2 separate regions of the Homo sapiens genome follow, and region 2 is linked to region 1. A link is an interaction called in ENCODE POLR2A ChIA-PET data of the cell type or tissue named here. Cell type or tissue: MCF 10A. All regions are shown on one strand. Each heading gives the region's core, and the rest is flanking DNA. Links, peaks and the distances in the headings are about the cores only. Region 1 has its middle 33 kb from the start of ABHD17C. Region 2 has its middle 21 kb from the start of ARNT2-AS1.

Region 1 (12,562 bases), core at 2,386-10,385:
GCTGGGACTGCAGGTGCACACCACCACACCTGGCTAATTTTTTTATTTTTATTTTTTGTAGAGATGAAATCTCACTATGTTGCCCAGGCTGGCTCTGAACTCCTGGCCTCAAGCAATCCTCCTGCCTCAGCCTCCTAAAGTGCTAGGATTACAAGTGTGAGCCACCGCGCTTGGCCTAGTAGATGTCCTGTTTATAGAACTTACTTGTGCCCTCCAGACCCATCCAGGCCAGATTGCAAATGAACTATTTTCATTGTGCACTGCTGTTGTGCCCGTCCTACCTAATGACTTGGAGGGTGTGCCAGTGTCCAAACCCTGATGCATGGTCTCAAATGGGACCCTGTAGCACACAGGATCTGCTTCTCAAATGGTGACGAATTCTCTGCTGCAAATGGCATGGCCTTGCTCCAGAACCCTGGGGCGCTGTGCTGGACCCCCCTACCTCACAAAGTGTCCTTACCTACTATGAAATCCTCTGGTACAGTGGATTAATTACAGCAGTGATATGGTTTGGCTGGGTCCCCACCCAAATCTCATCTTGAATTGTAGCTCCCATAATTCCCATGTGTTGTAGGAGGGACCCAGTGGGAGATCATTGAATCATGGGGGCAGTTTCCCTCATACTGCTCTTATGGTAGTGAATAAGTCTCATGAGATCTGATGGTTTTATAAGGGGAAACCCCTTTCACTTGGCTCTCATTCTCTTCTCTTGTCTGCCACCATGTGAGACATGCCTTTCACCTTCTGCCATGATTGTGAGGCCTCCCCAGCCATGTGGAACTGTGAGTCCATTAAACCTCTTTCTTTTGTAAAATTGCCCTAGTCTTGGGTATGTCTTTATCAGCAGCATGAAAATGCACTAATACAAGCAATCACATGCTGCAAGTGGCAAGGCTGGTTGTATCACATCCCGAATCTAGATCAGAATTCTCTACTGCTCTGGGCTCTGGCCAAGAAGTCCCAGCCATTGGAATTCAGTCTCTCTTGTGGGACTGTGATAAGGCTCGGGAGGCACATGGGCAAGAAAATGAGAGGTGGAGACATTAGTTCCTGATTGCTCTTTTTTTGCTGTTCCCCCCCGCCTCAAAACTAGTATTTTTTTTTTCCATACAACATCTGTTTTCAGTGATGGCCCATCTCTTTTCTCCTTTGTAAATAGAGTGTACCTTTCCTTTGAGCTCTACCTCCAGGTATGTAATATTATGTGTATCCCACCCTGATCCTAAGAATGTTTCCGTTTAATGACTGACAGCACATTGAAATAGCTCATTCATCTAGGATATTCTTTTCAACATTTATTTGTATTGGATTTAGGAGGAACTTAGAATTCCTGTGTTAGCAGTTGGGAATGTAAAGTTAATTTTTTTGCCATCTGCCATTTCTTTAAAAAGTCTAGGCCAGCACTGTTGAATAGAAACACAAGGTGAGCCACATATATAAGTTTACATTTGCTAATAGCCACATTGCAAAAACAAACAAACAAACAAACAAACAAACAAACAGGTGGAAGCCAGGCAGCCAGGTGTTCAGGCATGTGTCTGTAGTCCCAGCTACTCAGAAGGCTAGGGTAGGGTATCGCTTAAGCCCAGGAAATTGAGGCTGCAGTGAGCCAATATCACACCACTGCACTCCAGCCTGGGTGACAGAGCAAGGCCCTGTCTCTTAAACAAACAAACAAACAAACAAAAACTTACAGAAGGAGCAGGATTGAAAAAAACTAAGTAAATAAATAGGGAGAGGGAAAGAGGTGAAGTCAATTTTAATTTTTTTTTTTTTTTTTGGGGAAGGAGTCTTACTCTGTCACCCAGGCTGGAGTGCAGTGGTGCAATCTTGGCTCACTGCAACCTCCACCTCCCAAGTTCAAGGGATTACCCAGCCTCAGCCTCCCTTGTAGCTGGGACTACAGGTGCGTGCCACCGTGTCCTACTAATTTTTGTATTTTTAGTAAAGATGGGGCTTTACCATGTTGGCCAGGCTGGTCTCAAACTCCTGACCTCAGGCGATCTACCCGCCTTGGCCTCCCAAAGTGCTGCGATTACAGGTGTGAGCCACCGTGCCTGGCCAATTTTAATATATTTAATCCAAGATATCTAAAATGTTTTCTTTTTTCCCCTTTATTTTTAAATTTTTTTAGAGACAGGAGTCTTGCTCTGCCTCCCAGGCTGGCGTGCTGTGGGGCAGTCATTGCTCACTGTAGCCTTGAATTCCTGGACTCAAGAGAACCTCCCATCTTAGCCTCCTGAGTAGCTGGGACTACAGACATGAGCCACCACGCCTGGCTTAAATATTTTCCACATTTTATCCTAGCCACCTTTCAAGAGCTTAATAGTTGAATGTGGCTAGCGGCTATCATATTGGAGAGTTCTGATCCAGACTCATTCCCAGTAATTCTTCATATCCACGCAGAACTTTAGAGGCTACAAAAATCCCCCTACACCTTCTCTAGTTTGTTTCTTGAAAATGTGATCAATGGATTTATGACCTCCCTGTTGGAGATCAGAAACTGAAGATCAGAGATATGAACTGATTTTCCCAAGATAACCCAGCCAGTCTGAAAGTAGCAGAGGTGGAACCCAGATCTGGCCATTCAGAGTCTAATTCTGTAATGAACAGAGCAGTAATTCCCAAACTTGTCTGTATATTCAAATCACTTGGAGATCTTTAAAATTTCCAAAGTCTAGCCACACCCTAGATGAATTAAATCACAAGATCTGGGGTGGGACACAGGCGTCATTAGTTTCTGAAGCTCCGTGATGGCGTCACTGGGCAGCCACTTTTGGGAATCACTGGTATACATTCTTGTTCCTCAAAGTGTGGCCCATGGACTCATAGTATCAGCATCACTGGGGAGCTCGCCTTGTCAGAAAGCCATCTTCTCAAACCCACCCCAGACCTACTGAATCAGAACCTACCTTTTAACAGGATCTTCCAGATGATTCCAGTGCATGATAAAGCTTGAGAACTCTAAAGCATAGCATACTCCTTTTAGGTGAAATAAAATATAGTCCAGTACATTTTCATTATGGAGTTTATTGAAAAAGGCAGTAACCATGGTTTCATATTGGTAGCCATTATGTTTTCATTAAATTAATATTATATAATTAGGGTGCTGCTTTCTTGGTTTTATTATGACTGTATTTCTGAATGATTATTATACACTCCCTTTCTATTGCACAGAATTGATGTAAGAAGACTAGGGAAATTGCCCTGAATCTCTTTCCATGCATTTCTCTCAACCTTTAAATGCACCTTTATTTAACAACAAAAGTTCAACTTTTTCCCCCTCATTCAATCAGCAGACTTTTACCAAGAACTTATACTGTATATGATGTTGAGAGGTGAGATGAGAAATAAAAAAAAAAACCACTTCAAGTCTTTTTGTATGTTTTCAAGAGGCTTACAGTTTGTAGCAAAAAGCTAGCACATGCACCCAAATGGCTGTAAAATAAGAGAACACAGGGCACACCATGAGGGTGTGTAGATAAGGTGCCCTGTGATTCAGGAATAGGAGAGGCCACTTCCTGCTACTAGGATTAGGGAAATTGCCATGAAGGAGGTGACCTTTGTGTTAAAGGATTTGGACATTCAGAGGGGAGGGAAGCTGTTTTTACAAGAGAGAACGACCTCCCAGGATGGCTTCAATCATTAGGTGAATACTGATATGTATTAGTCAGAATGCCTGGTAGTAAGGGACTGATATCCTACTCAACCTAGTTAAAGCTGGAAGGAAGATTTTGGGCTCAGAGAATCTACAGATGTGAACAATCAAACTGTGGAGAGGACTCTGGAACATTGGGAACCACAGACTCAAAAGCTTCCAGAACTCTTTCTTCCTATTTTTTTCTTTATGTCAGTTTCATCTTTTCTTCCTTTAGACTGGCTTTTTCAACATGAGAGAAGCATGGCTGCAAACCACTCCTGTCTATTTACATCCTACACCTTCCAATACCAGAGAGTGAAATCCCAGATTTTTGGTAACTGCTTCAAAATAATATGACGACGGAGGAAAAAGATGGATGTATGGCTGAACCAAGATAGGTCAATGAATCATTGTTGAAGCTGGGTATTACACAGATGGGAGTCTGTTATGCTATTCTGTTTGTTTGTTTTTTTAAGACCCAGGACAACACACTGAACATTATGCTATTCTGTAGACTTTTGTACATGCTGGATGTTTAAATTTTAAAAACATCCCCATGAAGCAATCATACTTAGCTTCTCTTGAGTCAGACACCTGCCTCTGGATCAGGCAACAGTGGCCAGGGAATGTGGTGATGGAGGAACTTGGCAGTTCCAAAGAGAGCCTCATGGTGGGGACTGTGAGGTAGGATAGAGGAGCTGTTCCTGGAATAAAGGAGGCTCTATTTCCAGAGGAAAGGAGGGAAGGCATCCAGGGCAGAGATGATTGATTTACAGTGACTCCACCTTGTTATTATCAGCCTCCATTTCTCTCTCCTGGGCTCTAGGCCCATATTTCTGAGAATCATCAGATTGTCCCAACTGGATGTCCCTGGGCACCTCTAAATTGACACATTTAAAATCAGACTCTTCATCATCTCGTGTTCCTGCAATGTTTTCATCTTCCACTCAGTACTCTAACCAGAAATTTCTGAGTCATGTTCAACTGATCCTGCTTCCTCACCATTCCCATATTTCAGTTTTGTCATATCTACTTCTGAAATAATTATTGACTCCATCCCTTCCTCCCTATTTCCAGCTTCGCTACACCAGGTCAGAAGTCTCCTAACCTCAAGGGCTCTGAAGTCCGCACCACCTCATACAAGACATCACAACTTTCTACAACACCTATTTAATCTTTTCATCCCTGGGCTTCAAGTCTTCAAGAATTTCTTGTGGTCTCATAACAAACATAAGGCATCATGAGCTTAAGCTCTTATAAGGTTGTTAAAAATCGGGTCTTAGATTACTTTTAAAGCTTTAAAGCTTCTCACCTCCCAATATCGTATACAGTATAAGTGCTCAGTAAAAGTCTGCTGATTGAATCAGGGGAAATGAAAGTTTAACTTTTGTTGGAAAGCAAAGGTGCAGTGTCATTTAAAGCCATTTATATTCATTAGGCTACACACAACATGCACATCTAATTCTCCTGTACTTTTGCTTATGGCTCTTCCTTCTACTAATTTATTAGTTATAATTAACAAGTAATTGTGTATTTTTGTGGAGTACAATGTAATGCTTTGATCTCCAATGTATGCATTGTAGAGATTAATCTAGCTCATTAACATATCAATCACTTTACCAACTTATCACTTTTTTGTGGTGAGAATATTAAACATCTATACTTTTAGCAGTTTTGAAATATACATTATTATTTCTTTTTTAATATTTTTTTTATTTTATTTGACTTTTTTTTTTTTGTTTTTTGACATGAGGTCTCACTCTGAGACCCAGACTGGAGTGCAGTGGTACGATCTCAGCTCACTGCAGCCTTGGTCTCCCAGGCTCAAGTGATCCTCTCACCTCAGCCTCCCAAGTAGCTGGGACCAAAGTCATGTGCCACCATGCCTGGCTAATTTGTGGTATATTTGGCAGAGGTGGAGTTTCACCATGCTGTCCAGGCTGGTCTTGAACTCCTGAGCTCAAGCAATCCACCCACATTGGCCTCTCAAAGTGCTGGGATTACAGGTATGAGCTACCGTGCCTGGTCCTGAAATATATGTTGTTATTAACTATAGTCACCATGCAATTCAGTAGATCACTATGTTATTTCTTATCTGTAGTCTAAATGAAAGTTTGTACCCTTTGACTAACAACTCCCCTTTCTCTATCCCTCCTTCTCTGTGAAGCCTCTGGTACCCACCCTTCTTTCTACTCTCCATTTGCATGTGATTGAACTTTTTTAGATTCCACATATAAGTGAGATGATACATTATTTGTTTTTCTGTGCCAGGCTCATTTCACTTAACATGATGTCCTCTGATTCCATTTGTGTTGTCTCAAATGACAGACATTCCTTGTTTTTTAAAGGTTGTATATAGTATTCCATTGCGTGTGTATATACCACATTTTCTTTATTCATTCATCCACTGCTAAACAGTTAGGTTGCTTCCTATCTTGGCTGTTGTGAATAATGCTGAAATAAACAGAGGTGTGCAGATGTCTTAGATGTTCCAATTCCAATTCCTTTGGATATATACCCAGAAACAGAGTTGCTGAGTCATATGGTAATTCTATTTTTGGTTTTTTGAGGAACCTCCACATTATTTTCCAAAATGACTGTACTTGCTCCTTCTTGATTATGGACACATTGGCTCAATTCTACAAGATTGGGCTTAAAACTCACCTCCTTCATGAAAAGCCTCTGACTTCTTCAGTAGTCACTTCCTCTTTTGTGCTCTTAGACGACCTTTTAGTATGGCACTTCTAATGCCATGCAGTAATTATCCTTTTTTTTTTTTTTTTTTGCCTTCTTATCCTCCTCCCTGGCAAAAGCCCAATTTTAATCATCATGATGTATCTCTTGTACATAATGCAACAAAAAAACATTTAAAAAATAAATTTGAAAGCTACAACACAGAATAATGGGCCCTCTTGGTTACAAGGGATCCCAGCATTCTAGTTCAGCCACCTGTGACAGATTAGACTTTGACATAATCAGCTCCAGTGAAGGGAACTCTCTCCTGAGGGAGCCCATTCTATTTTTGGAGAACTTTTGTAAGGTCCCTCCTTGTACTGACCCTTGAATCCTTCTCTCTGCAATTCTTGCCAATTAGTCCAAGTTCTAGTTCTTGGAACCTCCTGAATGACTATTGGACTTCAGAAATCAGCTCTCCTGTTCTTCAAACTAAACATCAAACATTCTTTCAAGAACTGCTCACAAGGCACAGGTTGAATTTCTAAGCTTCTGCACATGCTTCAGCTTGTCTCAATCTCTCTGTATATGTGGCTCCAGAATTGTGTATGATAACAGGTGTGGTCTGATTGGGAACAGGACATCAACAAGGAAGTCTCATGAGTAAGAAGACTCGTGAGCAATATTGAAGGCACGGCTGATGTTGTGCAATGAGATACCAATTTCCACAGCCAAGCACAGCAGCCCATGATGAAGAACAAAGGAGACAGGTGTTTGTGTTTTTATTTATTTTGAGATAGGGTGTTGCTCTGTCACCCAGGCTGAAGTGCAGTGGTATAATCACGGCTCACTTCAGTGTCAACCTCCTAGGCTCAGGTGATCCTCCTCCCATCTCAGCCTTCCAAGTAGCTGGGACCACAGGTGTACGCCACCATGGCCAGCTAATTTTTTTCATTAATATGTTTTATAGAGACATGGGTTTTACATGTTGTTCACACTGGTCTCGAACTCCTGGGCTCAAGCGATCCTCCCACTTCCTCATTCCTAAGTGCTGGGAGGGATTACAGGAGTGAGCCACTGCACCTGGCCTGCTTGTGTTTATTCAGGGCTACAGATTGGCAAGGTAAGAATAGTGAAGGATCACAGAAAAGGAACCTCTCTGGAATTCCATTTCATCCATTTATATCATGTTCTTCACACTGTCATCTTGAGAGCAGTCCCCTCATTCTTCAAAGACTTCGTCATCTAAAGTGAATTTGTTCAGACTTTCCTCTGTAAGTTTTCAGAAGTTATTGATTTTTAAAAAATCTATCCCTTCTTCTTATTTGATGTGGCAAAGAGAAAGACACTTTTCACATTATTTTCCTAACAATATGTTGCTTAAAATTTGATAAACTAGTAATTCTTTTGAAATTACACGAGGAAACAAAATAAACCTTATCTCATTAGATTTAAAAAGAATAAAATAGTGCTCACTTCAGCAGCACATATACAAAAATTGGAATGATACAGAGAAGATTAGCATGGACCCTGCATGAGTATGATACACAAATTTGTGAAAAATAAAAATAAAAACATAAAATGGAGTGTCCAAGTCACCCATGATTGGTGTTGTTCTGTAAACATGGGAGAATCAGACTCCAGGGCAGGGTGCCATGAAAGAAGGAATGGGCTTCATGGATCTCTATTCTTCACTGTAAGATTATGGGGGGTGGGGGGTGGGAGCTGGGGATCAGGGAGATGTGTGGAACTCTCCCTTCCTGGAGTGCCCATTTCAAAATTAAAGCAGGAGCAATTTGTTAGACATAAAGAAGAAATTTCTGACGATCGGGGTCTCCAAATATTGGAACACTTCAACAACACGAAACATCAACATTCTGTGAAACAGCAAACTGACACATGACTAGGGAAGGAATGTCCCTCAAGAGGGTCAAGATTAATATTCGTGTCCTGGAGATAGGGCGTCCAGATCAGAAGGGCTTTAGATTGAAATTAGAGGAGGAGACAAACACCTAGATAGACTTGTGAAACCAGTTGCTATGGAAGACAGGTGTGACTTCTACAGGAAGAGCCTTATTTTGTAAATGATATGTGCAACCTCCACTGCCTACATAATAACGTGTATTTCACTGGTAATAATGTGGACGTGAGATATAATATAGTATAGTACAAACAGTCTTAGGAGGATAAGGTTACTTCGTCTGATAGGAATTCAAGAGAGGAATATGGGAATTAAAATACTTCTATAAGTCAGGCAAGGTGGCTCATGCCTGTAATCCCAGCACTTTGGGAGGCTGAGGCAGGCATGGTGGTGGGCACCTGTAGCCCCACCTACTCAGGGGGCTGAGATGGGAGTATCACTTGAGCCTGGGAAGTTGAGGCTGCAGTGAACCAAGATTGCACCACTGTACTCCAGTCTGGGTGACAGAGTGAGACCCTGTGGCAAAAACAAAAACAAAACAAAACCTTACAAATACATCTTTAAGCCAGGAGAGGTGGCTCATGCCTGTAATCCCAGTGCTTTGGGAGGCCATGGTGGGAGGATATCATGAAGAGGCCAGGAGTTCAAGACTAGCCTGGGCAACATAACAAGACCCCATCTCTCTCTCACACACACACACACACACACACACACACACACACACAGCAGGGCATAGTGACGAGCTCCTGTAGTCGCAGCTACTTGAGAGGCTGAGGGAGGAAGATCGCTCGAGCCCAGAAGTCTGAGGCTGCAGTGAGCTACGATCACGCCACTGCACTTTAGCCTGGGCAACAAAGCAAGATGCTGTTTTATTTTATTTTATTTTTACAAAATAAAAGTACATTTTTTATAATGACCAGTTAGAAGGGAAACTGCAATGCACCAAAGACTCACAGACCATGGCCATATGTCAAGGGCCAGATGCTGCATTGGGCCCTAGGAATGTGATGATAATCAAGGCAACTATCCTTCCTGTCCTTGTGGAGTCTAATGGGGGGTAAGGGAAGAGAGTATGGCCTGTTTAAGGGACTGAGAGAAGGTTCTGATGAGGTGGGAAATGGCTAGAGATAAAGTTAGAGAGACAAGAAAGGATGCAGGGGCCACATAATGGAATTTAGACCTTATCTTAATGTCAAGGGCATGTCATTAAAGGATCTGAAGCAGGAACGGGACATGAACACATTTTATGGGGAACAAGAATTGAGGCAGAGCCTAGAAGCTAAGACAGCAATCTATGCACGAAAGAATTGTGGCTTGAGGCTGGGCAGGCGGCTCTCGCCTGTAATCCCAGCACTCTGGGAGGGTGAGGCAGGCAGATTGCTTGAGTCCAGGAGTTCAAGACCAGCCTGGACAACATGAAAACCCCATCTCTACTAAAAATACAAAAAATTAGCCAGCCGTGGTGGTGCTTCCTTGTAGTCCCAGCTACTCAGGAGGCTGGGGTGGGAGTATCACCTGAGCCCAGGATGTTCAAGCTTCAGTGAGCCACGATCACACCACTGCTCTCCAGCCTGGGCAACAGAGTGAAACCCTATCTCAAAAAAATAAATAAATAAATAAAAATAAAAAAGAATTGTAGCTTGGATTAAGGTAGGGATGGATTCAATTATAGTCAGGATTAAAATTAGCAAGACCCAGACCAACTGGAAATAGAGGGTGAAAAAAAAGAAGGAATCAAAGATAACACCAACATATCTAGCTCTGGCTTTCTGGGGAGTGCCATTCGCTGAGCTGGGAGCATGGGAGGAGGGCTCCGGTAGATGAGGTGGGGGTTTGAGCTGAGCTCCATTTCAGCCATAATAAGTAGAAGGGGCCTGCAGCTCATTGGAGTGGAGATGCCTAGGAGGCAGGTGGAATTACAGACTGAAGACGTGGGAAAAGAGGTGGGTAGGTATTCAAGATTTAGAAGTTGAGATTATCCAGGGAGAGGCCCAAGAATGAAATCATTCATCTAGACATAAATGTGTGAAAGGCCGGGTGTGGTGGCTCACACCTGTAATCCCAGCACTTTGAGAGGGCGAGGCAAGCCGATTGCTTGAGCCCAAGAGTTTGAGACCAGCCTGGGCAACAGAGCAAGGCCCTGTCTCTACAAAAATACAAAAAATTAGCTGGGTGTGGTGTGTGTGCCTGTAGTCCCAGCTACTCAGGAGGCTGAGGTGGGGGGATCACTTGAGTCCGAGAGGTTGAGACTGCAGTGAGCCAAGATTGCACCACTATGCTCCAGCCTGGATGATGGAGTGAGACCCTGTCTCAAAAAGCAAACAAAACAAAACAAACAAATAAAAAACCACACCAAATCTGTGAAAAGGTACAGAAGGAAACTGCAGAGTACACACATATTTTTACATCAATCCCTTCTGTACTCATTCCACAGCAACATTTTAAAAATAAATTTGTAATCTGGAAGTTTTAAATAAATAAATCTGTAATCCCTGGGCGCGGTGGCTCAAGCCTGTAATCCCAGCACTTTGGAAGGCCGAGGCGGGCGGATCACAAGGTCAGGAGATCGAGATCATCCTGGCTAACGCTTAAAAATACAAAAAAATTAGTCGAGCATGGTGGCTCGCGCCTGTAGTCCCAGCTGCTGGGGAGGCTGAGGCAGGAGAATGGCGTGAACCCGGGAGGCGGAGCTTGCAGTGAGCCTAGATCGCACCACTGCACTCCAGCCTGGGCGACAGATGGAGACTCTGTCTCAAAAAAATAATAATAATAAAATAATAAATCTGTGATCTGGAGGTTTAATCTGTCAAATTAAAAACATAATAGTCTTATTATGGGGTATTATTTAGGAATGTGGCTAACATCAAGATATGAAAGAAGAATGGAGACATCTACTTTTTTTTAATTTTAATTATTTTTTTAAAGGCAGGACACCACTATGTCACCCAGGCTGGTCCCAAACTCCTGGGCTCAAGCAATCCTCTTGCCTCTCTGCCTTACAAAGTGCTGAGATTACAGGCGTGAGCCACCGCATCTGGCCTTTGTTAACATTTCAAGAAAAGGTAATGTCCCTGTAATCCCAGCAATTTGGGAGTCCGAGGCAGGTGGATCGCCTGAGGTCAGGAGTTCAAGACCAGCCTGACCAACTGGTGAAACCCCATCTCTGCTAAAAATACAAAAAAAAAAAAAAAAAAAAAAAAAAATTAGGTGTGGTGGCAGGTGCCTGTAATCCCAGCTATGTGGGAGGCTGAGGATTCCCAGAGGAGAATCGCTTGAACCTGGGAGGCAGAGGTTGCAGTGAATGGAGATCACGCCATTGCACTCCAGTCTGGGCAACAAGAGAGAAACTCCGTCTTGAAAAAAAAAAAAGAAAAGAAAAGAAAAAGAAAAAGAAAAAAGAAAAGGTAATGTCAGTATTGTAAACACTGGAGTCCTGGTTATTGACTTAGGAATTGTTGACCTTGAGAGTGTAATCCTCATCCCTGATTTTTCATATTTTTTTCTCATCTATTCAGGTCAGAGAAAAACTTTTCTAGTTATTTCACACTCAGATGGATTTGCCAAGAGCCTGAGGTACAATGGAGGACCCATTCTCTTTTAGAACTGCCAGCTGGTGACTGGGGTCACATGCCATAAAGACAAACAGCTGGTGCCTAAGTCAAGACATTCTCTTTACTTATCAAACTCTTAAGAATGCTTAGCATTATTTCCTAGGTTAAAGTTGTATCTTAGACGTTAATGGGATGCAAAATTATTTGACTTGTCTCTTTGCATAAAAGATCTTTGCCATGCTTCGGGGCATACCAGACACAATCACCCCATAATTATGGGATAGCTCTTGGGACTGGCTTCAATTAACCAAGCTGCTTCTCAGTTACTACTATATTATCCATATTTATAGCATTTGACATTTTCACAGTGCTCTTTAATCAGATTGTATGTAGGCTGACTTAATCTAAATCTCTCACATACTTGGGATACCAGATGTTCCTGTTTTCTGGACCTTCGAGATGGAGAAACAAGGCATGAATCAGTTGTCCGATGATGGCACCTGGGAGTTACAGTCTCAAGTTACTTGGGCAGGTCAGGGGTGGTTGAGCATTCATACTAAAGAAAAGACCTTTTTGGTAAGGTTGGTTAGGTCAATGGGACACCAAGAAACTGGGCTAAAGGTAAAAAGACATTGTCTTGAGTTCAAAGGTCCAAGGACTGGACTAGCCCAGCTAGTTCAATGGAACCTCAGGAGCCTAAAGTCCTTGCAACCACCAGGCTAACAAGGCAATGAGACGGAGCAAGGATGCCTCTTAGGGGCCTGCCAGACAGCCTCT
Region 2 (12,562 bases), core at 2,444-10,443, 57 kb before region 1:
CTTTCAACTGCATGAAGAGTAGGCGTCCCTAACCCCCATGATGTTCAAGGGTCAACTGTACTTACAAATTCTATTGTTCCTCTGCCAAAAGAGAACTTTTTGGATTCTAGCAAAATGGCAGACTAAAATTGTTTTAAAACTCTTCCATCAAACACCTAGCATTGCTAGTTTTTACAGCTTTATTGATCTATTATTGACATAAAGTAGACTGCACGTATTTAAAGTATACATAAAATTCTGTGACCCTGAGTTAAATATAGACTTCTTAGATACTACACCAAAAGCATGATCCATCAAAGAATAAATTGACAAATTAGACTACATAAATATTAAAGGCATTTGCTTTTCAAAAGACACTGCTAAGAGCATGAAAAGATAAGCCACTGATGGGAGAAAACATTCACAAGTCATGTATCTGACAAAGGACTAGTACCTAGAATATGTGAAGAACTCTTACAATGGAATAAAACAAATGACTCAGTACAAAACAGGCAAAAAATCTGAACAGGCACGTCACCACAGAAAATATACAGATGGCAAATAAGCATGTGGAAAAAACTGATTACCATCATTAGTCATCAAGGAAATGGAAAATAAAATATACAGTGACTCTAATATTTGGCTAAAATGTAAAAAGACTGATGATAGCAAGTGTTGCCCAGGATATGGAGCAACTAGAACCCTCATAAAGGCAAAATGGTACAGCCACTTTGAGTAACAGTTTCTTAGGAAGTTAATCATCCACTCATCTTATGACCTAGCTTTTTCATACCTAGCTATTTGCCCAGGAGAAATAAAAACATATTTCCAAACAAAGACTTGAATAGGAATATTCATTGCAGTTTCATATGTAATAGCCATGAGGGAAAAACAACCTAAATGTCCATCAGTAGGTGAGTGGATAAACAAATTGTGGTACCACCACACAGTGGAATACTACCCAGCAATAAAAAGGAACAAAGCACAGATACAATCAACAGCATAAACAGAGCTCGAAAACATTATGCAGAGCAAAAAATGCCAGGCACAAACATACACAATGATTGCACTTATATGAAACTCTAGATAAGACTTATCCAATCAGAAAGCAGATCGTTGGTTGCTGGCCGGAGGAGTAAGTGGGAGGAGGCACAAGGGAAGTTTGTGAGATGATGAAAAGGTTCTATATCTTTCTTGTGTGATGGTCACAAAGGTGTATACAAATCACAAAACTCATCAAACCCTTCATTTAAGATGGGTACATTAAATTCTGTTGTGCATAGGTTGTCTCTAAATAAAGTTGATGTAAAAATAATCACAGCAGTTTCTTGTGGAATTTGTCAAGTTGATTTCAAATTTCCTATGGAAGAAAAAATGATAGGCAGTAAATTTTGTTGAATAAGATCTAAAAAAGAAAAGAAAGAGGGAGAAAGAGGAAGAAAAGGAGAAAAAAGAGCCAGCCTTTATCCCACCGGACAGTGGGAAGCTTTATCATTAGAAGTGTGGGGTTGGGCCAGGCATGGTGGCTCACACCTCTAATCCCAGCACTTTGGGAAGCTGAGAGGTAAGGATCCCTTGAGCCCAGGAGTTCAAAACCAACATCATGGTGAGGCCCCATCCCTACAAAAAAGAGATGAATGGCTTGAGCCCAGGAGTTCGAGGCTACAGTGAGCTATGATCACACCACTGCACTCCTGACTGAGTGACAGAGTGAGACCCCCTTTCTCTAAAAAAAAAAAAAAAGTGTAAGGTTAGCATGGAGATGGAAAAGTAGATCACAGAACACAACAAAGAACCTAGAAATCCACAGACATTCAGAAAGAAGCTTGGAAGAGTCAGCATTACAAATCACAGGGACCAGCTAGACTTCCAATAGATGGTGCTCGAGGAAAGAATGTAGGAAAAGAAATCTTCATACTCTCATCTCACACCCTATAGAAAAAATAAACTCTACACAGATGAAAACATCGCAAGGCTAAAGGCAATATATGTAAAACATTTAGAAAAAATCTAGGAGAATATATTTTAAAAATCAAGTCTTGGAAGGATTTCTTAAACCCGGCACAAAGACAACAAACAATGAAGTAAAATATTGATAAAGTTTAACTCAATTTAAAAAATCAGCCTCAAAAAATGTAACAGTCCATTAACTGGTAGAAAATATTTGCAATTTGTATACCCAAAAATGTAGTATTCAGAATAAATGAAAGATTCCTAAAAGTCAATTTAAAAAAATAGAACTCAATAGAAAAATGGTCAAAGAATTTGAGTTGTGAGTTCATAGAAAATCAGATGGCATTAAATCTATTAGAAGACGCTGAACTTCATTGTAATTAAGGGAAAGGCAAAATTAAAACAAAATAAATGCTTATGTCGCTCAGATTTACTACGTCTGATAACATGATTGTTACTGAGGATATGGGGAGACAGGAATTCTATTTCCTAGCTAGTGGAAAATAGCATACTTGCTCTGAAAAAGATGACATTTATCAGTACCATTTTTCCAACAGCATATTGGAATGTCAAAGATGTACAAACCCATGACAGTGATTCTAATTCCAACTGTCTGTTCTACAAAACGTCTCACATATACACAAGAAGACAGATAAAAAGATATTTATTGCTCTGTGTGTAAGAGTGAAAAAGTGGAAGAAAATAATCTATCCTTTAGTAGAGAAATGAATAAATTGTGATTTAGGTACACAAAGGAATATATCGCAGCACTTAAATACCTTGTTGCAGATGCAAAAATTCTAAAAATATAACATTGAATTTAACTGCTGTGCATATTTTTATAACTCAACATATTAACATATTTTGTAAATAAATAGATAATTGGTCAAAGAAAGAAAAGAAAAATAACCTCATTGATGCTAAAAACAATTCTGGATAATGTTTATCCTTAGAAGAAAGACATAGAATGACTTGTATGATTCAATTCCTTAAAACAGATTAAGAAAGAGAAAAAAAAAGAGGTATTGACTAAAAAGGAACAGAAAAGTAGCTGAGGCAATTATGGCAAAATGTTAAACAGCTGTTTCATTTCGGTAATGAGCACGTAAAATTCTATAATACTTTTCTCAAAATGATGTATAATGGAAATATTTAATAATTAAACAGAACTCAGAAAGCAGACACTTAAATCTCACAACTAGTCAAAGAAATGCAAATTAAAGTAACAATGGCATGACATTTTTCACCCCAATGGACTGGCAAAAGTGGGAATGAATGTGAAAGGATTGTCTTAGTTATTTTTGGTAAAAATAGAAATTTTTGCAATTCATTTTGAGAGTGACGTGACAATATCTATTAAATAAAACTGTATCTTTGACTCAACTATCCCATCTCTAATAATCTGTCTTAGCGAAATAAGAATGTTGAATACAGATATATTTATAGAAATATTTATTGCCACCTTATTTTGTAGGGGTGGAAAACTGTAAATTAAGGCAAAGCTCACTGATAGAAGAATGGATGAATACATTGGAGAATACCTACTTCATGAACTATCAGATAGCATTATTTCAATATATTAATAAATAAAATAAATAATCAGAAAATTATAAATGAAATTAATCTATGTTGATAAAGCAAACATGACCAAAAGCACATTAGTTAGGTTCATGTGTGAGTACATGGTTGTATATATACATACATATGTACATGTAGAAAATGTATAAAGTATTCAGCCTGGGCAACATTGCAAGACCCTGTCTCTACAAAAAAAAAAAAAATTAATTAGCCAGGTGTGGTGGCACATACCTAGTAATCTTAGCTACTCAGGAGGTTGAGGTAGGAGGATCACTTGAGCCCTGGAGTTTGAGGCTGCAATAAGCCATAATCATGCCACAGCACTCTAGAGTCTAGGTGACAGAATGACACCTTGTCTCAGAAAAAAAAAATGTATAAAATACCATATTCACATTAATAAGCTGTATTTGGAGGGATTGTAGAAGCAGAGAAAGTAAGCAAAACTTAAAATAAATGTGTTACGTATAATAACATTGCATTTACGTGAAATTATTTACATATGCATTTATTCATTTATCTTGTGTATTTCTCCAAGAAAAAAAGGCATATGCCTTTATATGTATAACAGATGGATGAAAATCCCCTCATGATGGTCTCAACCTAATGGGATCTGAGGTGAAGTTCCCTTCCATCCTTGTAACTTTTAATATGACTTGTTCTACAAAGAATATATATTACTTATAAAATCATTAAAAGTAATCTAAAGCAAATTGCCTGCCAGAATAAGAAGAGAATAAATGATCACCCACAGTAACTTGAAATCTTGAACCACTATGGAATTTTGATGCCAAGGAGTGGGAAAGAGAAGGACACCTGTGTGCAATGGTAGAATGCACTCTAGCTGGACACACCTGTGGCAGATGGGAAGCTGAGTGGACTGCAGGGCACGATGAGGAGAAGAAGTACTGAATGAAGGCCAAAGGACCTGCCATGACCTAGGCTGGTGCTTTACCTGTAGTCCCTCTTTCAATCCTCAAAATAAACAGCTAACAAAAATATACCCTTTACATAGATGGAACAATATAATTATTTTTCTGATTTTTCTGATGATATACATTCATTGTTTTTAAAGTGAAGGGTATAGAAAAGTATGAAGAACAATAATACTGTATTCCAATTCGCTCTTTTTCTTTTTCTGACAGAGTCTCACTCTGCTGCCCAGGCTGGAGTGCAGTGGTGCGATCTCAGCTTACTGCAACCTCCTCCTCCCGGGTTCAAGCAATTCTCCTGCCTCAGCCTCCTGAGTAGCTGGGATTACAGGTGTTCACCACCACGCTCAGCTAATTTTTATATTTGTTTAGTAGAGATGTGGGTTCATCATGGTGGCCAGGCTGGTCTTGAACTCCTGACCTTAGGAGATCCACCCGCCTAGCCTCCCAAAGTGCTGGGATTGCAGGCATAAGCCACTGTGCCTGGCATCTTTTTTGTTTTGGAGCCATGGTCTCCCTCTGTTGCCCAGGCTAGATTGCAGTAGCACAATCACAGCTCACCGCAGCCTCGACCTCCTGGGCTCAGGTGATCCTCCTGCCTTGGCCTCCTAAAGTACTGTGATTACAAGTACGAGCCACCACACTTGGCCCCAATTCACTCTTATTGATGATTGGGACAAGTGAGTAAGGAGAGGTGAGAGGGGTCAAGAGCAGGGGTGAGGGAAGCACTGTGTCTGCTCAGAATTCAGGGAGTGGAACAAAGCCGCTGGAAGAACCAGCACTCATTCTCATGATACCACCTAGACTTTACTCCCCTCTCAGCCTCCACTCCCAGAGAGAACTTATTTTTCCACTGAGAAAAATAAGCTTATCCCCCCGTTACCATGTTGATGCCTGACAATCATGAGCTTCTTTCTCCTGTAAATCCTTTAAGCATGTTCTCTCAGTAAGCATTTGCGTGGCCCCCACCACCTGCTCCATGAACAGTGCTGGGGTTGAGGCTACACAGGGACGACCCAGGTCCCACTCATGAGGACTGCCTCATCCTGAGGGGAGAGGCAAGCAATATGATGTTCTGGAATGTACTAAGGATTTTGGTAGAGGTCACCTATTCTGCACCAACACAAAAGAGGGAAGGGGGAGTCCAGGAAGGGCTGAGTATCTCATGCGTTTGTGATTAGCATGACTTAAGCAAGAGGTCCCAGTTGGGGCCCATCAAAGATGGAGTCTACCCACTGGGCGCACAGCTTGTTGGCTCAGCTTTTGCAGAAATCACTTAACAGACCCCCAAATCCAAGCCCGAGACCCCTATAAGTCATGAAATAGCTATAGCCTCTCAGCAGGACACCAGATTAAAATGCCTGGAATGTAGCTTGCCTCTAGTTCTACAGCCACAACCTCCTAATTATAAATTACTAATTCTTTCCACACATTTTACCCAGAGTCAAACATATATGCCAAGAATAAAGAAATGTGGCCTGGGGCTGATGAGGCCAGAAAACATTTCATCACAGTGATTTATCAGAGTGTGAGCATTTCTCATTCACAAGGCTCATTGAGTGCAGGTGTGCCTACTCGTTTTTTTCGCAGAATCCCCACTCCTTTAAGTGGAAGCTATGTTTTCATTGCAGCCACAATGAGTTTACGTTGGGCCCATGGAATAGAGCCATGTCAGGGATGATGTTACATGGGGTTCCTGGAAACCCTCGTGATCCCTCATACCCCACCTACTCCTAGGAAAGGCATGGTTTTGAGAGCTCCCTGTGGAAGGGCACACAGGGCCAACTAGTTACCAACTCCATGAGGAACCAGGACCCCAGATGTTAAGAAGATGCCGGGGAGCTTGGAGTCATCCTAGGCTCACTATCAGCAGTCAGAATGAAGTGTTAATTCAAGAACAGCAGGCTCTCTTCCTAGTCGTCACATTGGGGTGGGAAAGAGTTTTGTCCAAGCCCGGGTGCTAGCACAAAGAGATGGGCTGGCTCCCCTGGAGACAGGACAGAAGAAGAGAGAAATGATTCAGGGTGCGATGCTGAGGACGTGTTCAGTGAAGGCTACTTCAGGTTTTTCCTTCATCGGTTTATGCCCTGTACAGTGCATGACACTCAATTAATGTTCAATAAATTCCAAAGAATTCGTCCTACTCTGGGTCGCACCATCATTCCTCAATTGTCTTTATCTATAATGAATTCACAGTGACTGGTTGCAGCTTTAGAAAAGTTTTCAGATAGGTCTCAGAACCCCCACTCTGTGCTGGCTATGAGCGTGCAAACTTGTATTTTCATTCCTGGTTTGCTTCAAGTCTATGGTAAGGAAGCAGAGAGCTGGAATGGAGACACAGTTGGCATCTCATTGTGACAAAAATTGGCAGGCTTCAAGGGGACAGGCTGGCAGGAGTAGTCAGAGAGAGGTGGCATCTCATCTAACCTGAATCCTTGGGTTCTAAAAGGATTCCTAATGAATGACAGATGGGAAGAATTGAAAAGCAATGAGTAAAGTACGGATTCCTGTCACCCGAGTGGACCCTGCATGATGCCTGGGGTCATCTGATGGGAACATGGCATGTCTCAGGCAGATGGCCTGTAGATAAAGAAAAAATGGAAGAGAGGCAGGTGATCAGGCTTCGTGGCCGGGGCCAAGATGGAAATGCAGGTTCTCACTGCGTCTTGTGCCCAAGGATTCTGTAGATGCCACAGATCCAGGATCCAAGGGACCTGGGCCTCCTTGGACATTAATGAGGAGGTTAGGGACACAGGGAAGGTTGAGAGAGCATAGCCTTGCTGAGCAGGCCACAGAGGTCCCCGGGACTCTACTCGTCTGCTGGAGAGACATATGGTGCTGCCAGCAGGCCATGGGACCCTCTGCCTATTTTCATCCACACCTGCCCTCTGCTTTCATGCTCAGGCACAAGGATCCATATCCCTTTTTTGAAAGACTGTCCTTAAGCTGTTGGATCCTACTTTGCCAAAGCATGCAGAGCCAGGGGTTCCTAGGATTTTACATCCCACAGAGAATAGCTTATTACCAATGACTCCTGGGTGCAGGGGCATCAATATGCCAGCTTCCTTGCTCCTAGATGGGGGCATCTCTAAGTTGTAACATATTTTCTCTACAGCATCCCAGTGGGATTGAGATACATTTACCCTCTGCAGAAACTTTATTTGCCTTGCTTAGTCTTCTTTCTTTTCAATCTCAATTCCTGGAGTGAGATGTCTCCCTGAGCCTTCCCTGGGGTTTGGTGACAGCTGAGCCTCCTTGTGTATTGCATGTTCTGTGCAATTTTGTGGGATGGAGGTGGTGGCAGATGGAATTTCCACATCCCTCCCAGTTTTTCCTGGGAATTCCTTAAATAAATCACTTTTACCCAATTTTTCTCAGATTCCACCTCGGAAGAACTCAGCCTCAGGCAGGACTATTGTAATAACCACTAAACTGCAGCTGCATAGATAGTAAGAACTTGTAAATGCTGCTATGTAAATTACTCTCTTACAAAAAAAAACAAAAAACATATGTGCTTTTAAAAGCTATAGATAGAGGCTGGGTGCAGTGGCTCATGCCTGTAATCCCAGCACTGTGGGAGGCCGAGGCGGGCAGATCACCTGAGGTCGGGCACTCCAGACCATCCTGGCCAACATAGCAAAACCCCTCCTTTACTAGAAATACAAAAATTAGTGGGATGTGGTGGCGCACACCTGTAATCCCAGCTACTCAGGAGTCTGAGGCAGGAGAATCACTTGAACCCAGGAGGTGGATGTTGCAGTAAGCCGAGATCATGCCACTGCATTCCAGCCTGGGTGACAAAGCAAGACTCCTTCTCAAACAAACAAACAAACAAAACAAAACAAAAACAAAAAACAATGTTATAGATACAAAGAAATTAAGTTTCACTTTTCAATCAAAATAATATTTTAGTAATGTTTCATACTATAGATGTGAACAGTACTTTGTCCTCAAAGATCAATTTTTTCAAGGACTAGAGAGAGCAACCCATCCCTATTTATTAATACTTAGACTTTCCCAGTTTTGGCAGTGAATGTAGCACATTCCAGGAAATGCTTCAGTCCCAGGAAAACTAGGACATTTGGTGACCCTACCCTGGATGCCAATATTTGTTGCCTGGGAAGGCACAGCCCTGGAGAGGAGGAAGCTGATAGGATTTTATAAGACCACAAAAGTCTGAAGGGGATTTCAGTGATAACGGAGACCACCTTCTCAGAGGAGGAAAGGAGATCCAGATGTTCTGAAGAATTTTATTTTGTTTCCCAGAAGCCTCAGCAAGAGAGAAAAGCTCCTCTCAGCCTGGACTTTCTGCAGAAGCACGGCCAGAAATCAGACTCACAAAGATCCTGTGAGAAGCTGAGGAGCCCTCTCTATCAAATTCCACTCACCAGGCCTGTGGTGAATGACCCTTCCACGCTGACCCAGAAAAGCCTGGCCAAGTCAAGTGCATGTACTCTGCTCAAGTCCACACCATAAACCGAAGGTGAATCCACCCTAGTGATTTACCCATTAAAAGGAATCCTGAGTCTTTGAGGCTGAACTTTCTGAAGAGAGCAACATTGCTTCTCCCCTGAGGAAAACCAACATAAGACTCCCAGCAGCCTCATCAGACCTATAAGAACCCTGAGAAGGAGGGAGTGGCTGAAACTCAAAGCTGGTTCCTTCAGCAGAGAAGGGGAAATCTGGGCAGAGACCCTGGAGCGCCACCCCAAGAGTGCAACCTCCAATGCTTAGCCTGCTGCTGGTGCCCCCAGTCAGGAGACCATTTCAGAAAAAGCCTGGTGTGATGGTTAATATCAAGTGTCAACTTGATCAGATTGAAGAAGGCAAAGTATTGTTCCTGGGTGTCTCTGTGAGGTTGTTGCCAAAGGAGATTAACATTTGAGTCAGTGGACTGGGAAAGGCAGACCCACCCTCAATCCCGGTGGGCACCATCAAATCAGCTGCCAGCACAGCCAGAATAAAAGCAGGCAGAAGAATGTGGAAGGACTAGACTGGTTTAGTCTTCTGGCCTCCATGTTTCTCCCGTGCTGGATGTTTCCTGCCCTTGAACATCGGGCTCCAAGTTCTTCAGCTTTTGGACTCTTGGACTTATACCAGTGGTTTGCCAGGGGCTCTCAGGCCTTTGGCCACAGACTGAAGGGTACCCTGTCGGCTTCCCTACTTTTGAGGTTTGGGGACTCAGTCTGGCTTCCTTGCTCCTCAGCTTGCAGGTGGCCTATGTGGGACCTCACCTTGTGATTGTGTGAGTCAATACTCCTTAATAAACTCCCTTTATATATACATCTAACCTATCAGTCCTGTCCCTCTAGAGAACCCTAATACACCTGCATCTTCATTTCCTCAGGCTGCCACAACAAATTGCTACAAAGTGTGTGACTTCATAGAACAAAAATTATCTCACAGTTCTGAAGATCAAAAGCTTGAAATCGAGATCTTGGCAAGGTTGGTTCCTTCTGAAGGCTCCATGCCTCTTCCTGGCACCTGGAGGCTGCCAGCAAGCCTGAGCATGCCTTGGTCTGCAGCTCAATGTAATTGAGATGTTAATTACATTTGCAAAAGCTCTCTTTCTAAATAAGGTCACATTCACACATACCAGGGGTTAGAACTTGGACATATTTGGGTGGAGGGCAGACATCATTCAACCAACTTCACAGACAAGGGGTGAGGGAGGGTTCCAGCTGCCAAGTCTTCCACAGAGATGGACAGGAATCCAGGTGCTCTGTCTCAGAAGTGAGGAGGCCCAAACCAAATATCCAGGAGTGCAAGAAGCAGTTACATGCATCCTTGCTAAAGAAGTGGGAGCCAAGGAAAAGTACGTGCCAATTCCCGATTAAGCTTTTGGATGAGCAGAGATGACAGTTGCATGAGCTAGAACAATACATGGACGGGAAGCAAAATCAGCCGACCTGGGAGAGACAACAAACAGCTGGTCATCCCCAATGCCAGAGAGGGAATGGCTTAAGGAAAACTTGGCCCATGATATTTAAACCTCCAAAGGACAATAATGAAGTGGGAGGTTCAGGGCTATTCTCTAGGAACCTCCTTTCAGGCACTCTCATCTGCCACCACCCCCACCCCACCACTGCACAGGTTTAGAAGATTCAAGACTCATGGAAGGCTCGGGACAGGTGTCCTCAACCCTCCTCATTGCAGGCTCAGGGGGACGCCTCGCCCTAGATGGGGGAAGCAATCAGGACCTCAAGTGGAGAGGGAGGCTTTCAGGATGCTGAGGGCCAGCTGCACTGATCTCTGTGATTAGAATATGATTCACTGCGAAATGGGAGGTGGGAGGGAAGATAGTTTCCAAAAAGGCTGCCCCCAGGTCTGTTGTTTGTGGAAGCAAAAGGAAAAGAGACAAAGCAAAGGCAGGAATTATGACTTAATTAAGGAAATGGGGCAATGAAGAAATCTGGCAGGATATAAGCAGTAGTCATAAATCACTAAAACCAACACTGCCACTCTTGTTCAGCAATCCTCAGGCAGAGAAAAGAACAAGGCCTATGTGAAAGAAACAAAGAAAGATCCAATGTTCTCAAAAATATGAATCCACACAGCTTAAGGCTAATAGGTTCAGTGATGAAGATTAGGGAGGTTGTTCCATTTTTTTTTTTTTTTTTGCTTTAGTTTTGCATTAAAATATATTGCATTCTTACTTCTGCCTGGAATCTATTTGTTAAGAGGACAAGATTGTGATCTAGAAATGCCCTAGAATAGACAAACTTCCTGGGTGAAAAATTGATTAATGCATGTTTTTTTTTGTTTTGTTTTGCTTTGTTTTTTTGTGACAGGGTCTCATTCTGTTGCCCAGGCTGGAGTGCAGTGGCATAATCTCGGCTCACTGCAACCTCCACCTCCCAAGTTCAAGAGATTCTCCTGCCTCAGTCTCCAAAGTAGCTGGGATTACAGGCGGGTGACACCACACCCCAGCTAATTTTTATATTTTTGGTAGAGATGGGGTTTCACCATGTTGGCCAGACTGGTCTCGAACTCCTGGCCTCAAGTGATCTGCCCACCTTGGCCTTCCAAAGTGGTGGGATTACAGGCATGAGCCACTGCACCCGGCTGATTAATGCGTGTTTGTAGATTGATTGAAGGTGAGGAAATCAATCAAAAGGCAATGCTGGATTTGCCAGTTGAAGGTTCTACTGCATGCACCTCCCCGGCCTGTATGTACTGGTGATGTCTCACAAAAAAACACAAGAACAAGAGGGTCCTTAATTTCCAAATTCAACTTAATTTGTAAGTCTTAATTTCCAAATGCAACTTTGATTTTGTTGGATTTTTTTTTTTTTTTTTAAACAGACTCTCACTCTGTCACCCAGGCTGGAGTGCAGTGGCACGATCTTAGCTCACTGCAGCCTCTGCCTCCCGGGTTCAAGCGATTCTCCTGCCTCAGCCTCCCAAGTAGCTGGGATTACAGGCACCTGCCACCACATCTGGCTAAATTTTGTATTTTTAATACAGATAGGGCTTTGCCATATTGGGCAGGCTGGTCTTGAACTCCTGACCTCAGGTGATCTGCCTGTCTTGGCCTCCCAAAGTGCTGGGATTATAGGCATGAGCCACCATACTCGGCAGGAAGAGCATTTTGTAATTTATAAATAAACTGCATTTACACTGTACTGAAGCCTTAGTTTTTTAAAGAAACCATTTTCTTTTGAAATAATTATAGTTTTACAGGAGGTTGCAAGGAAATGTACAGAGAAGTTCTGTTCATCCTTCTCTCTCCTTCACCTCCTTTTTAACACCTTACACAGCCAAGAAATTTACTTTGGTGCAATCAAAGAAATCAAAGAAGCCAAGAAATTGCACTCTAGCCTGGGCAACAGAGCGAGACTCTATCAAAAATAAATAAATAAACAAATAAATAAATAAAAAGCACTCTTCCAACTTCCTCTTTCTTTCCTTTGTATCCTCTGGCCAAGGTGATATGAACTCACTTTCAACACTCAAGAAAGCCAAAAGGAAACCATAATTGTTTTCACAGACATGTATCATGGGAGTAGCATCAACAATGTCAAATGACAAGATGACATGGCTGAAAAGTAATTTCCAGCCTGAAAATGTCCAGTGGCTTTGGAGCTTAGGAGTCACTGGGGACCCAACAAGTACAAGTCCAG

What was found. ChIA-PET counts read pairs that join two places held together with the same protein. Peaks named below come from ENCODE experiments on the same cell type or tissue, not always from the same donor. Only the 100,000 strongest peaks of a DNase experiment are listed, where the experiment ranks them.
Region 2: POLR2A ChIA-PET joins it to region 1 with 10 read pairs; 4 of 35 experiments call an interaction of 5 or more read pairs at or near these places.

The regions. Positions count from the first base shown.
Region 1 is chr15:80,655,991-80,668,552 of GRCh38, forward strand. It overlaps the pseudogene RNU6-380P. Among named protein-coding and RNA genes, the nearest start is that of ABHD17C, 33 kb to the right of the region's middle. In MCF 10A, for the core only: a CTCF peak has its summit at 4,304; DNase peaks (open chromatin) are centred at 4,301 and 6,961.
Region 2 is chr15:80,598,968-80,611,529 of GRCh38, forward strand. No RefSeq gene overlaps it. Among named protein-coding and RNA genes, the nearest start is that of ARNT2-AS1, 21 kb to the left of the region's middle. In MCF 10A, for the core only: no CTCF peak of the experiment used is centred there; DNase peaks (open chromatin) are centred at 5,964 and 9,904.